Regions from separate parts of the Homo sapiens genome. Here region 1 is linked to region 2. Evidence: chromatin loops called from intact Hi-C (ENCODE). Cell type or tissue: PC-3. All regions are shown on one strand.

What was found. A loop is a pair of places that touch in the nucleus more often than their neighbours do. Peaks named below come from ENCODE experiments on the same cell type or tissue, not always from the same donor. Only the 100,000 strongest peaks of a DNase experiment are listed, where the experiment ranks them.
Region 1: it touches region 2 in a loop (2.6-fold over the local background); 3 of 110 quality-filtered maps call a loop at or near these places.

What each region holds. Positions count from the first base shown.
Region 1 is chr12:28,933,886-28,941,885 of GRCh38, reverse strand. No RefSeq gene overlaps it. Among named protein-coding and RNA genes, the nearest start is that of FAR2, 210 kb to the left of the region's middle. RefSeq lists an enhancer at 1,905-3,104. In PC-3, no CTCF peak of the experiment used is centred here; DNase peaks (open chromatin) are centred at 515 and 4,485.
Region 2 is chr12:28,995,893-29,003,892 of GRCh38, reverse strand. No RefSeq gene overlaps it. Among named protein-coding and RNA genes, the nearest start is that of FAR2, 150 kb to the left of the region's middle. In PC-3, CTCF peaks have their summits at 3,801, 4,668 and 4,867 (motif pointing right); a DNase peak (open chromatin) is centred at 4,892.

The sequences.
Region 1 (8,000 bases), 62 kb after region 2:
ATACTGTTCTTGTGAAAATTAAATGACATAATCTATGTTAAACAATTACAACAATGCTTAGCACATCCTAAGCACTCCACGAATGTTCATTTTTATCATTACTAGCATTTTAGTTCTCCAACGAGTAATGCTGATGAAGGCGGAGACAAAATGATTGCTTTCGCTTGTGAGTATAATCTAACTATAATTCCAGTGAAACACCAACTTTAATGTACACACAAACACACACACACACAAATGCAAGCCAGGAAGAAGTGACAGTCATACAAACGCAGCTGTAAGATCTTAGTAAACATCTTGCCCATAGAAACAGAATGGTAAGGACCAGTTACAGAGGCATAGTTAGCCAAGGACAGTGTTGGGACTTGTCCATGAACCAGAATTATAAGAATTTGGAAGATAATGTTATGAATATTTTTTAAACATATAACAATTTCTGAATTACAATTCCAGTGAGTCATGCTGCACTTATTGCACAGGGGAGTGTAGGGTGTGACACCCATTCACATTCTTGCACATACTCGCTTGCTCACTCACAGGGGATGGGGTGTTTATGGACATAACCTCACTCAAGTCTGTGCTCCTTTTTACAGATTTTTAAACATTATGCAAATGGTCTTCAACTTACCTCAAACTGTGTATTTCACACACTTTCTCTAACCTTCATGTGGCTTCAAGCCCTTCGTCATTATCCCATATTGAACTTGTAGTCAATTAAAGACACTCAATATTTTTCATATGAGCTAGTTGGTCATATCTTCTTCATCTTCAGCTTATAGCTTGAGGGCTTTAGGAAAGGACTTTAAATTTCCCCTTACTATATTTTAGCTTAATGGATTTGATCTATCAGTCTCCAATGTCTGTTGAGACCACACTTTGTCATTGTATTAGTCCATTCTCATGCTGCTAATAAAGTCATACCTGAGAATGGGTAATTTATAAAGGAAAGAGGTTTAATGGACTCAGTTCCATATGGCTGGGGAAGCCTCACAATCATGGCGGAACATGAAGGAAGCGCAAAGAGATGCTTTACATGGCGGCAGGCAGGAGATAGCTTGTGTAGAGGAACTCCCATTTATAAAACCATCAGATCTTGTGAGAATTATTCACTACCATGAGAACAGTATGGGGGAAACTGACCCCATGATTCAATTATCTCCACCTGGCCCTGCCCTTGACAAGTGGGGTTTATTACAGTTCAAGGTGAGGTTTGGGCGGGGACACAGCCAAACCATATCAGTCATCCAACAAAATTTTTATCTGCCTTGGTTTTGGGTCCTCAGTATATCTGGTAATCATGCATTCTACCACTTCATTAAAGCCACTGATGAAAACACTGAAAAGAAAAAGATTGAGGACAGAGCTCTGATGCAAGTCATGACATTAATTAAACAATTAGCATGCTTCAGGTATATACTGTATATCAATAGATAGCAAACTATATTATTCAGCCATGCCAACAGAGTATATAATTAAGGGACCACATATAGTCAGGGAATTCAGAGCATATCCTTTGAACTAAAATGTGAAGATCTGGCTGTAATAGTTCACATTCACTGTAATTGTTCAAATCCAACAGAGCTATAACTTCCTCTGATCATAATATTGTATTTTTAGAGAGCAGACAGGAGTTCTCATAATTGCTTTCTTATACATGTTTCTCATAGCTCTAGTCCTGGCAGATTTGGGGTTATCATGACAGTACTATTTCATGGTCAAATATATTCTGGAAATGCTACCTACTGAGGAATTCAGTTTTGCATTGCATGTTAGCATCACAAAGATTTAGAAAAGTCCTTCAGTGAAGAAGGACTTGTTTGACTATGAAACGCTTGTTCATGAGATACCACTTAACATTCCAGGGAATTGCAGTTGTACAGCATGGAGAGTTAGGGTCTTGTGAAACAAGGTCTAAGACCCAGGGGAGAAGCCCTCAACATTATCGGGCTTAGAACACCATTGTGTATAGGAGCCTAAATCATAGGGGAGAAGAAAGAGAGGCTCAGGCTTCTGTGATGAGCCCTTCTATTGGTTCTCTTCCTCTGAGCTTTGAGTCTCCAGCAGTCCAGTGACCCTCCTCACTGGCTCTCCTGGTCCCTGCAGAAGAGTGTGGAGGACAAGGGGTTCTGGAAAGACAGTAGAGGAATTGTAGTTAGTCCTGGCCCAAACGGAAATTTTCCTGAGTTGAGGCCTCTGGATAGTTCTTCATGACAGAGGACAACAATTAGCTGTGACACACAATGTTTCTAAAAGGTGTGACTCATATAACTTGCTTCTTATTCCCATGGCTGACTGTGGATTATTCGGAAAGGTGAAGCCAAGGTCACATCATCTATGTTATAGAATGGAATGAAAGAAAGATATCACTCTTACTTTCTGTACTTTCCCTCACTCACTGAAAGTCTTTTTTTCTTTCAGAGTGTTAGAGACAAGGAGAAAGAGAAAAATTGTCTGTATTTTGTTTGTTGGTTTTGCGGCAGAAGGAGCCACTGGGAAGAAACCCAGTGGGTAGAGAGAAACGAGGCTGGCCTCTGCTGTACATAAGCCCAGGCTGATAACTGCACCTTCATTCCCCTCTCCCTGCGTATTCTGGGACTGTGAGATGATGAGAATGTCAAGGCATGATTTCAGTTTTCTGATTACCCAGGGGTTATGTCAGTCAGCCAAACTACAGGCTCTGCCCTGGCCTTCTTGCCCGATAGCTGACCCCGACTTAGCAAGACCACCCTCCTTCCAGCATAAAATCAAATCCTCCGATTTGCTCATCCGTGACTTCTCCCACACACGAAAGAGGCCAAATGTGTTTAATTACCAGAGATTATGTTGTAGTCCAGTGGGCTACCACCCTACAGAGACTCCCGCTGAGATCACAATGTTAATTTCCCTGTCAGAAGTCTGTCCTGATTTTAAGCCATGTTGTCTCGGAATTGAGGAGTTCAAGGTTTTCCCCTTAGCTCAGATATTCGATCTTAGGTCGCTGACGAGACACTTCTGGCAAAAGCAGGAATCATGATTCCAGACTCCCAAACAATAACTTTCATTAAAAGCTCTTCCAATCTCTAAACACATGCGTCCCCCCACCCACTTCTTTGCCTTTCTGTGTTTCCTTCTGTTTTTCTTGGCAGATGTTGGTGTTGGGTAAATATTCCTTTAATGGAGGTGCTTGTCTGTCAGGTCCCATCAAGAGCAAAGGAAATGGCAAGTTAATGAATTCAGGATTGTGTCTGGCAGAAGGTGTGTTCCAGTCCCATGTGGCACCTCTGGCAACAGGTTAAAACAAAACAAAACAAAACATAACAATGGAGTAAAAATGCAGCACTCAGAAACCTGATTTGAAAATGGAATTAAATAATTGTCCAAAATGTAAATGTCCCTAAAGCCATGAGCAAGTGATGAAAGCAGAAGGGAGAGGACCAGAAAGGAGCAATTTCAAAGCAGTCATAGGACAATTAAAAAAAAAAATTTAAAGCAGCAATAAGAGTTTTCCAGAATGAAATTAGTTCAAAACAGTAAAAACATGTTTTTAAGATCTTGCCGTCCATGTGTTGTCTGATGAAGGCGGTAGCAATGAACTGCCTGTAGCAGGGGTATCTTCCCTATACTGCCAGAGCAGCTCCACGCAGGTCCAGGCAAGTCTCCCCTCTGGAGTGTCTCATTCTCTCTAATGCAAAGGCCTGATCATTAAAGAAAATGCAGGATTGTTGGTTGTGTTATTTCAAGTAAGTTTGAACAATTAGTATTTTTCAAATTAAATTATGACCAGTATCCGTGGTCACAATATCCACTTATTTAATGCGGAGGGAAGGCAGGGATATATTATTATATTCTGTTTGTGCAGAAGCAGAATTCAGTATGCACTATAGCAGAGGATAGCATTATGGAGAAGAAAATAAGATTTACTTGGATATTCTTTACTTTATAAACAAAGGAAAAGAGGGAAACTTTGAAATGATATAAAAACTGGAGAAGGAACTAACTCCTTGAACAACGAAAAGGCTATTGATAATGGAACACACATATCAAACATTTGTATAAAAAAATACCCTCAAGGAAGAACAAGTAGAAAGTTATAAAATTGAAAACTGTTGGAGAGTAGAGCTAAGTCAGGGATCTGTTTAGCAGAAAACCTTTCTTTGGAAAAACAGAAAACATTTGAGCACCTTAGTAGAATGGCATGTTGGTCTCCTTGTAAAAAGCAAAAGCATCACTTTCTATCTTAACTCTTCAGGCTGACGGATTAATCATACCTAAAGATGCTGCTGATCAAATATGAGAACCATTTTATTCTTTGTATTTCTACAGAGTGGTAGAAGGTTTTATTGCCTAAGTCATTATCAACAGGTTTTTCTTTGCAAAAGCAATACAATAACAGCAAAAACTACAGATGGGCACAGATCCTCAGTGGTGCAATTAACCTGGATGAGTCCATGTGTTTATCAGGCACTCTCTCGTCTCTGACTTCTCAGCTTACATTCGCAGACACGCTCTCATCCCTGACTTCTCAGCTTACATTTGCACCTCATTCTTCACCACATTCCTCAGTACAGAGTCACTTTAATAAATACTTGCTTAATGAACAATGACTGGGTGAAAAACAGATATTAAATAAAAGTATAATAATATGTAAAGTATCATATTGCTCCAAAATCTTCATCTTCTTTGAAGACTTGAAGGTAAGAAACTGAAGGTAAAATCTCCAAAGAAAGACAATTTGACAATTTGGTTTATTCTCCAAGACATTTCAGAATACTGTCTTTTGAAATGTTGGAGGGAGTCACGTAGAGGATACAGGAGAATCCCTAGGTGCCAATAATAAACTGATGTCAAGACTCACCAATCCAGAGACCAAGACTTTTCCAAGGCCACAGCAAATAGGGTTGACACTGAACATGTATTATGAAAGGATGCCAGAGTCTTGGCATAAGCTCCTCTATCTCGAAGACAAGAAGGATGGGCCTGCCCAAGAATTTTTTCGGAAAGGTTGCCAGGGAACAGCATGGGTGAGGAGAACCCTGACCCTGGAAACAGAAGGGGACTCACTGGGAAACATTATTCCAGGGACAATAAACAACTAGTGAGATTAAAAGGAGAATTTTGAGAACAGAAGAATATCTGTTACTCTTTTTTTCCAAAATCTCACAACCTCTGACCCAAGGACTTAGGGAGAGGGCCTATAACAGGTAGGACTGTATGTAAAAATTGCTGCAAAACATTGGAGTGTAAGGGGATGCTCCTTATGTGCTATTGTAACAAAATAAGTATAAAGGATTTTTTATCCTCCCTTCACTAAAAGGATTATTGGATCATACTGGAAGAAATAATGGTAGAATGGATGGTTATAATGAGAAGTGACAGAAGGCTTCAAGCCACAACTGGCTCTATGAAGACCACATTATTCCACTCTTCAGAATCCTCTGGCCGATTTCCACTGTTCTCCAAATAAGGCTGAAATTCTGCCAAGGGAACAAAAGCCTACACAAAGTGCTCTCCTTCCTCACCAACTCCATCTCCTCCTGCTCTGTCTCCCCCTTTCTGCTCCAGCTACTGTGACCTTCTTGCTGTTTCTCTAGCAAACCAAACCTACCACAGCCTCTGGGCCTCTGCACTGGCTTTCCCTGCTGTCTGGCAGGCTCTGCCCTAGATATGCACCTGGCTTCCTTCCTCATTTCATCCAAGTTTCTGCTTAAATGTTACGTCCTTATAGAGGCCTTTCCTGATTCACCTTATCCAAAATAATTTCCCACTTTTACTCTCCCACACCAGATAGTCTCTATTGCTTTAGTTTTATTCAAAATATTTATTATTACCTAAATCATAACGGTGTGTTTATTTACTTATTGCTTACTTCCTACGAGAACGTAATATCCATGAAACAGGTTTCATGCTTTTCTTTTCTATGCTGAATATTTAGACCCCTAGAACAATGGCTTGCTCATAGTAGTGTCTCAATAAATATTTGTTGAACAAATTGATGAATATCCCAAAATAAGACCTATAAAGACAATGTCCAGATTGGGCTCTACATCACAGAGCCAATATTAGCAGCCAAAGAGTATCTTGACAAAACAACAGTGAGAAGGGAGGGGCGGGGGCATCTAGGGAGCAAGGTCTGGGTATACAAACAACCCAGGCCAGAAACAGAAGAAGGCTCTCCCAGGGGAGAAGAAATGCAGGTTGTGAAAGCAGAAATCTAAGACATTCATTTCAAGAGTGGAAAAAGAGAAGACTATTGACTGGTGATTGTGAGAATAATATTAGGATGACAAGCAACCCAGCTTAGGGCATTCTGGGACCCATGAGGAAGAATTAGAGTTGGGTTAGGTTTCCCTATTTTTTTTTTAAAGAAATGGGGTCTTGCTCTGTCATCCAGGCTGGAGTGAGGGGTACCATCGTAGCTCACTGCAGCCTAGAACTCCTGGGCTCAAATGATCCTTCCACCTCAGCCACCTGAGTAGCTAGGACTTCAGGCATGTGCCACCACACCTGGATAACTTATAATTTTTTTTTTTTTGGTAGAAACATGGTCTTACCATGTTTCCCAGGCCTGCCTTAAACTCCTGGGGCTCAAGTGAACCTCCTGCCTCAGCCTCCCAAGGTGCTGGGATTACAGGTATATGCCACCGTTGCTGCTCCTGGCCTAGGCTTCCCCTCTTCTGACGGTGGGGGCTGAATCAGAATTATGTTGATTGGTTAATAATAGCCCCACTCTGTGCTGAAACCAGTGTGGTCAGGAAGACATGGTCCCTCACAGAAAAATCTCAGGTCCCAACTGTGACACCTTTTTTATTACAATATAGTTCAACAGCGTGATTTGAAGGTTCTTTGAACTACTGTGATTTTATGTCAAGCCGAATGCTGGAAGTTAGTCTATTAAAGCTCTTTACATCGTATTCTAAACATCAAAACATGGTAACCACATTCTAAAAATTTGTTTTTGAGAAATGAGAACCCCTACTGAGCCACATAAGAACATCTACTAGTCTTACTAGCTTGTGGAATCACCTTTGCATACATACTTTAAGACAGCAGAGTAGGGATGGGTCTTCTTGATGTTATTTATCAAACAGCCATCAACAGTGAAGACTCAGGGCACAGCTAAAAATATAAATAAGTTACTTGACACCCCAAATTTGAGACACAAGCAACTAGATATAAATCTCTTTTCTCTATGAAATAAAGTACTGATAAAACCAACAAAAAGGGGACCTGAGAATGAATATTTTCAACCCCATATATTTTCAAATACAATGAATGCATATTTACTCAGAAGAAATTACCTACAGACAAAAGAGCATCTAATTAGCAAATTTTAGTTTTAAAAACATGTTTTAACTTTGGGATGTTTATAGGCAAGTTTGTTTATCTAAAATAAAACACACCGCATTGAATGTCCTAAAGTTACTACAATGTTAATTCATTTAGTACTCGGCCTGACTAACGCGTATCAGTTGAATAAGTCTTGGCAGTATGCAAGTGGAAGAGATTGAAATAGATACTATCATGATTTATAAACAAAAAGGAGACTGACTAATGTTACATGAATCTATTCACACTTGAGAGTGCCAAGGTTTTTAAGTTACAGTGCCAATCTCCATGATAGTGAAATAATAGACACAAACTGCCCTGGGTTTCATTCACCCATATAAATGAGGTGGGATCTCTGCAGGTGCAGGTGTGCGCGGCAGGAGTACACATATGCCCACAATATCAGATTCTCACTCCGCCCATGCAGGTGAGGTGTGGAACGACAGAAATATTTTGGATGCTCTCCTCAAAACTGATGGAACACAGACCCAGGAAAAGGCCTCCATCACCACAATGTAACCATTCCATGTAGAGGCATGTAATTGGGATGGGCTCTGGAAGTGGATTTGAAGTAAATGTTAGTGATTCATCCAGGACTGTAATTTCTAATTTAGGAGAAACACAGGTGCCTGAGTTTATAACAGATCTCTCTTCTGAAACCTCCAGCTATGCACTGCTGATTTGTTACAATGGTA
Region 2 (8,000 bases):
AAGTCTTACAAATAATTCTTCAAACATTCATTGAGTGAGTATTAGGTTGGTGCGAACTAATTGCGGGTTTTGCCATAATGGAGATTGATACAAAGATACTTTGGAAAGTATCTTTGTGTCAGTCTCCATTATCTTTGCCATAATGGCAAAAACGGCAGTTTTGTTAGCACCAACCTAATAAATGAATAAATAAAATTTATTGGTGAAGAAAGGTGAACTGCAAAAGAAGGCAAACAACTGGGTCTATATATTGAATATTAGTGCTAATTTTAGAAAAAAACAATTACTGTCTTTCAATTTTTTACTTGTTTTCTGGGCAGATTTAGGGGAAGTTATGAACAAATACTCATCTCATATATGTGAAATAAAATTATAATTTCTAAATGCCCTCCAAATTCAAAACTGGCCTATTGACTTAGCAGTTTATTTGGATATTCATTCACAAACCAAAAATTGATGAAAATTTTCAAAACAAATAAAAGATTACAGTCACACTTCAAACTTATCAACCCCTCTGCCAAAGTTAATATAAAATAAGGACTTTCTTGTGGCATTTACATGCCCCACCCTCCACAGCAAATAAATAGTGCATTGTAATTCAGGAATTATTAGATTCTTTCTATTTCAAACCATTCCCACACTCTGCCTCAAGATTGACCAAGGGAAATAGCTATATTTCTAGAGAAGTGCTGTCCAATAGAATTTTCTGTGGAGATGGAAATATTTGATACGTACCTTATCTAATATGGTAACCAATAGCTACCTGTGGCTATTCAGTACTTGAAGTGGGCTAGTGAAATGGAGAAACTAAATTTTTAATTTTATTTAATTTAAATTAATTTAAATAACCATATGTGGCTAGTAGCTACCAAATTGAACAGAATAGCTTCAGTTGGTGAATTTTCAGATAACTTTGCCTCTTAGGGTAGTGTTTTCCAAGACATATCAGCTGTATTTAGATTTTTTTCCTCCCCAGTTAAATGTATTTTCTTCCAAGTTACTGTCATTATATAAAAGAGCAGTTTCAGCTATAACACTGGCATTATAAGTCATGGTATCTAAACAATTTTTTTCATTAGTGATCTTCACTTATTTTTCATGCATTTTACAATGCTGTTTTGTAATGTTTCTTTTGATACTTTAAAATAAAATGCTTCCTTGATTATCCTGATCAAGTTATCAGCTGCTATCAGCTGAATCAAGTTACCACTATAAGCTGATAATTAGTAAAGTGGGAATTTTCAAGGGAGAGAAGGAAAAAGGAAAGAAAAGTAATTACTTTTCAAAGTTAAAATGCCACATACGCAACAGAGATTGCCTTGAATTTTAAAACCACTATCTTAAAAACCAAAACCAAAACAACAATTGGGACATCTCAGATATCAAGTCCTGGGATATAAATAATATTTGCCATTGATTCCAGTTTGATTTATGCTACATTGTAAATAAGCACTTAGCATATAAAATACCAAACATAAAATAGAAATGAGAATTTTTTAGCTTTTTTTTTGAGCGTTCTAAGGAGAGTTGCAAATACTTTTCAAAGAATTCATACTGCAGATCTTTTTTTAAAACCCTAGAAATCTCAGACTTGGAGATGTTGCAAGGGGAGCATCCCTTGGTAGTTGTGGGCATTTTCAAAGACTTGTTGCTCTTCCTTGTGGAATTGTTCAGCTGGTCTGCTGATGGTCAGCTTGACTTTAGATGATAGTAAGCAATGAATGACCAGAGAGGCTGATAATCAGTTGCCTAAAGACTTCACTGTCACAAACAAAACAAAACAAAACAAAACAAAAAAAAAAACAAAAAAAAACCACTTCCTAGTTCCATCTGTGTTTCTTTATGACACTTATTCTTCAAAACAAAATCCATCCTATTGTTCAAAGTCAAGCTCAAATGTCACCACCTAATCTGGAGCCTTCTCTAGTCATGTGAATTACAGCCCTCTTTTTCTCCTGACCCCTATACTACGATCCTCCTCACACACTGTCCTCACCCACAAGTGATCTTTGTAGTCCAGGAGGTCATTTAAGCAGGACTTACATATCAAAGCACCTTTGTATAAATCTCGAGAACTTAACACTATCCAAGCCCACTCTCATCTTTAAAATGGGAATGATAGCTCACCAGCTTCACATATTATAATGAATACTATTGCAGCATAACAAGTTTCCCAAAACTTAGCAGTTTAAAACAACCATTTTATTCTGCTCCTGATTTGTGGGCCAGGAATTTAGGCAGGATTTTTCTTTTTGTTGTTGTTGTTGTTTATAATTTTTTAATTTTATTTTAAATTCCAGGATACATGTGCAGCTTTGTTACATAGATATACATGTGCCATGGTGGCTTGCTGCACCTATCAACCTGTCATCTAAGTTTTAAGCCCCATATTCATTAGGTATTTGTCCTAATGCTCTCCCTCCTCTTGCCCTCCATCTCCTGGGTTGTTCCCCTCCCTGTGTCCTGGTGTGTGTTGTTTCCTTCCCTTTGTCTATGTGTTCTCATTGTTCAACTGAAAAGACTTGGAAGCAACCAAAATGCCCAACAATGATAGACTGGATAAAGAAAATGTGGCACATATACATCATGGAATACTATGCAGCCATAAAAAAGAATAAGATCATGTCCTTTGCAGGGACGTGGATAAAGCTGGAAGCCATCATTCTCAGCAAACTAACACAGGAACAGAAAACCAAACACCACATGCTCTGACTCATAAGCAGGCAGGGTTTTTCTAGGTAGTTCTCACTGAGGGTCACTCATGCGGATGTTGTCAGATGTTGGTTGGAGCTGCAATTATCTGAAAGCTCAATTGTCTTGTTGTCCAAAATGGGTCACTCACATGGCTGCAGTTCATCAGAGCACTGACAGGCAGCCTCTCCAGTATGGCAGTGTCAGGGTGATCAGATTTCCCACATGGAAGTTTAAGGGCTCCCAGTGCAAGAGTTCTAGCAAACAAGGTGGAAGCTGCATTCCCTTTTATGACCTGGCCTTGGATGTTCACCATGTCACTTTTAATGTACTGTATTACTAGAAGTGGTCATAAGCCCATCCAGATTCAATGGGAGGGGAATTTTTGACTCCACCTCTTTTTTTTTTTTTTTTTGAGACAGTCTCACTCTGTCACCAGGCTGGAGTGCAGTGGTGCGATCTCAGCTCACTGCAACATCCGCCTCCCGGGTTCAAGCGATTCTCCTGCCTCAGCCTCCTGAGTAGCTGGGACTATAGGCACGTGCCACCACACCCAGCTAGCTTTTTGTATTATTTTAGTAAAGACGGGGTTTCACCATGTTGGCCAAGATGGTCTCGATTTCCTGACCTCGTGATCTGCCCACCTCGGCCTCCCAAAGTGCTGGAATTACAGGCGTGAGCCCGGCTTTGACTCCACCTCTTATTGGGAGATGACAAGGTCATATTGTAGAAGATTAGTCGAGATGGGTGATAGTGCCATGACCATCGTTGGAAAATACAATCTGCCACTTTTCAATAATACATATGAAGACGTTCTGGACCCCATAGCATTCTAGCCACAATTGCTTGTATCTTTTCTTCTTTTTCATCCTACAGCCTCTGAACTTGGATCTGTTTCATGCTATGCCAGGCCTGATACTCACCCAATGAGTTCAACTCAAGGTCTCTAGCATCAAATGCTTAATATGCAGGGATTGGGCAGTAACCTTCAGAACTGCTTTGTGTTTTCCATCTTGCTACTTTATATCTTTCTTTCCTCTTCATATCTTTTCACTGCTTTTACCTATTCCGTTGACCTTTTATCAAGATAGTTGTGTGTGCCCTATTTCTACTCATTGGTATTCTCAGAGTGTCCTCATCTTATCTCACCACTGCTAGGAAACAATAGAAAAGACTTAAGAAATGGAAATATTTGAAACATAATTTTGAGCTTAAAAAACTCATAACAGCTCCTCATAGTATCTAGTGATAAATATGAAGCAAGGGAGTTTTCATGAGTAGAAACATTTCAGCATTCATAGCAGAAGGTTAATTTTAGTTCTTTAATGTCCACTGGTTCTTATAAAGAGTGTGGAATTATTATCTTAGGCCAGATCTCCCTAGGTGAGATAGGTAATGTTATTATTTTTATTTTTATTTTTGTTTATTTATTTATTTTTGTTAAATGGGGAGTTGAGTGGGGAGAGAAAGAGAGAGAAACTCTTAATCTTTTTGCTCAGGATGCAAGTGAATTCCAATCAAAGTATCTGAGAAACATTAGACCCTAAGGAAATACTTGTTTAAAAACTAGCTGAATATAATCAATATTTACCAGTGTTAACCATGTAAATAAGTAGACATCAGTTAGTGAATTCAAAGAAGTGCAAAACTCAGTCATGGAACAAACTGGAATACAACATTTAATTACAAAAGTAAACAACAACTCAATTCTGTTTTTTGTAAGGTCCAAAGCATGGTACAACTAAAAATTATGATCTTAGGAAAGGTGGATGGAACTAGCATTCTTAGGACACATTCTGTGTGTGAGTTGGCCAGCTCCCATATCTCATTACATCCTCATGACAGTGCTGCAGCAGAGGAACAGAGAAGGGAACTGAGAGGACAGAGTGGGCAGGAAGGGTCCAAGGTTTCGTACCTTGCCTTGCAAGTGTCAGAGCCAGAACCAACCCAGAAGTCCAACAGCAACACCAACTTTCTATCCTTGGTTGTGACTCAAAGTCTCAGGATAGAAAGATTCCCTTTCCCACTTTTCGGGATACTTTCCAGCTTAAGCTTAGATGCTATCTCATGATTGGGTATTATTAATAGGTAATTCTGTGATGTTGGTTGTACCTTTTCTAAGAGACTAACTGGTGCCCAAACTGATCAGAGTTCAATTTTTCCAGTTGCCACTGGAGGGCTCCCCACTGTAAGTTTTATTGACAATCACCAGGTATTACTTAAACACTTTCTTTTTTCGGTCTCTTTCTGAAGTTTGATTAACTCCAGGCCTTTGGGAGTTTGTGAGTAACTATGTCACTCCTACAAATGAAGGATGAATAACATTTGGTTGGAACAGATTGAGTCAACTTTGGGCAGGGGTCATATAAGGATCTTGCCACACAGTTCTTTATGTACCCCTGAGGCCAGGCCGCCCACACGTGGCTTCTCATGTCCTGAGCCCACACATAATTCAGTCAATCTACCTGCACTTCTGACCTAGAGCACTGCATTTGCATTATGCCCTGTTTGCTCACTGCCCTCTATCTTCGACTTTGATCTAGGAGCCGAGGCCTTAGCCAGAGCAAGGACCTGACTTGTTCACTGATGGAGCCTCGGGATATCCCTCAAAGTGGGTGTCTTGGCTTTTCACCCCAATGCAGAGGAAGGCCCACCAGGGTGATCAAGGAGGTTTCAGTTTGCTCTCAGCCAAAATGGGTTCTCAGCTTGCTACAACTTTTCCCTGCTGGATACTATGTTTCCCTGCCTGATACATTAACAGCTTAAAATACAGAGAGATGGGGAAATGTTGAATACAGTGGAATAAACTGTGAAGGGCAGAATTTCCTATCTCAGCAAGATGAGATTTTTTGGATGAAGTCTGAGCCTTCCAAAATGTACCAAAAAGCATGACAGAATGTGGTGTTAGATTGGTCATAAGTACTTGAGCTTTAGAATAATGAATTCAGAAGGTTTATCTTGCTAGAAAGTTGTTTGGAAACTAAAGTGGAGCTTTAAACAGGGTCTCCTCAATGAAAAATCCTGCTAAAGTTTAAACAAGAATTATTTCATTAAAAAGTAAGTCACTCCAACTCTGGAATGATCTTCAACAGGATACTTATCTTCATCAGAAGAAATCAAGAGAGGGTAATGTCCTTCAGGACAAAATCAGGTAAACGCAAGAACTAGTCACCTGCTTCCCTGTTGTGTACAATCAGGAACAAAGGAAAAAAATTGACAATAATGGGATGCTGAATATCAGGTTCAGTACTATGCTTTTAAGACCAGAGCGCTAACGGAAAGCACATCGTCAAGGTGACCAATCAAATTCAGTCTTTTCACTTGGAGGTTCTTGGTCTGCTTAACCATTTGGCACTCCTTTGAGTAGAAATCATTGTTTTCAATGTAGAGACTGAAGTACAACAGCATAGAGTAGGCAAGCAATGGACTCAGGTTTGCCAAGTGAGTGGTTGATGGTAATGCAAATAGATCCATTCACATTTTTTCCTTATGTGTACTTATCATTAAGTAACTAGGTCCCACCGATATTGTAATTTTTATTTTCACTCACTCCAGCATTGGCTTTAGATGCTTGAGGTCTTTTGGCAGGAAATCTGTATGGGTCTTGCTAGATTAGCTGGTAGGCTTTTCAAGGAATCATGTCCCCCCAGCCCCAAGTGGTTTAATGTTATGAATTTCAAAAGTCAGGAACAAGACCACAAGCCAAATCCTGGGAGTAGAGCAGACACTCCTACTGGCTCAGGTTTGACTAGTTCAGTCAGAAGTCAATTAAATACCCACCAACCTATAGGCCTGACAGCAATTTTCCACCCCAGTGGGAGAGAAGTAGGCAGCAATGTCTGTCTCTGTGGTTTGGTTCTAATGACATTAAATTGCCAACACCAGTCTCTGCTGCTTTTATCTCAGAAAACCCCACCCTCGGAAGTTCATGTTCTGGAGTTCCACCCATGGCCTGGATTCTGGGACTCTGCTTGGGTGGTATGTAGAGTAAGTCTTTTTGGCTAGATTTCAACTACTGCATGAGCCATCATCATGGCTAAATAACTGTAGGTGGGAAGGCCTTTAAGACGTGGGCTACTAAGAGTCGAGGCAACCGCGTCTGCACCACTCTATTAATTATTTAATTGACTAACCAAGGAAATGGATATGTAATACTCGGAGAGCTTAGCCTTATCCTCTGTTCAATTTAAGCTAATTGTCAGTATTTCTGGAAAATGCCTATGTGGGTTTTTCTCAGTAAGTGCAGTCAGCAAGTCTGAACCGAACCCTCCTATGTCGTCTGACACAACTAGGTTTGGACTCATGCTTTGTGACATTGCATCACCAGGAGGACTTCGGTGGTGCTCTGGGCCAAGTGAAATCGGCTAAATGGCAAACACATGCCTTTATGAAATGAAATAGAAACTTCTCAGATGAAAATGAGCCTGAAAGAATTGGGTACTCTATCTTGAAATTTGAAATAGATTAAGCACAGAAAACTTAAACTTCTCAATCATCAGAGGCACAGAATAAGGAAAATTGTTTAAATGGAGATATAAGTGACAGTGACAAGAGGAACTATCTCTATGCATGGCTTATACACATTTAGACAAGCCAGAGAACAATTTCTGTTCATTCTTGGCACTGCTTTATCATAACATGGTTAGATAGTTTTCTGGATATGGAAGCTTGAATAGCATAGAACACCAGAATAACCTTGAAGAGTCTCTGGGCACACAGCTTATAACATCCAGGACCTGAGCTAGAAAAGCAATAATCATTTAAAGAGTTCACCCTTTTAGAATCATACAGAAAATAACTGTTAACTCTGAGCTCAAGATCTAAAATTTGGAACAGAGATATTGCCAATTAGATTGAAATAAGGGACCAGGTAGAATAAAGAAGTTTGTAAATTATAAAGTATCCTTTGTATTTCCATTAAAGAGCATTCTTGCTTCACAAATTTCTGGATTTTCTTGTCATCAGAGAGCCTTTTCTTCCGAGGCAGGTCTGCATGATAGGTGGTCTAAACTAGCCGACTCTATGCCAAGCAAGGTAAGAGAAGTTGAGAGGAAACAATATGGCATTTCTTTTTTCCGACTTTCAAATCAGAAGAGCATACCCAAGGTTAACAGAAAGCAGCTTGGGCCAAAGCTGTTTTCTTGTGAATTTTTTCATTTCACAGACCTTGTACACAGTACTCCCATGGACTGCTGGAGCCTTCCCCCAGGGAGGCTGAAAGGGAGACCGTTGATTTTTCAGAAAGATTGTGAAAATGCAGCCAAGCAAACAGGAAGGTGCCTCGAGTCTTAGAAGGGGGCCTTTCCTCT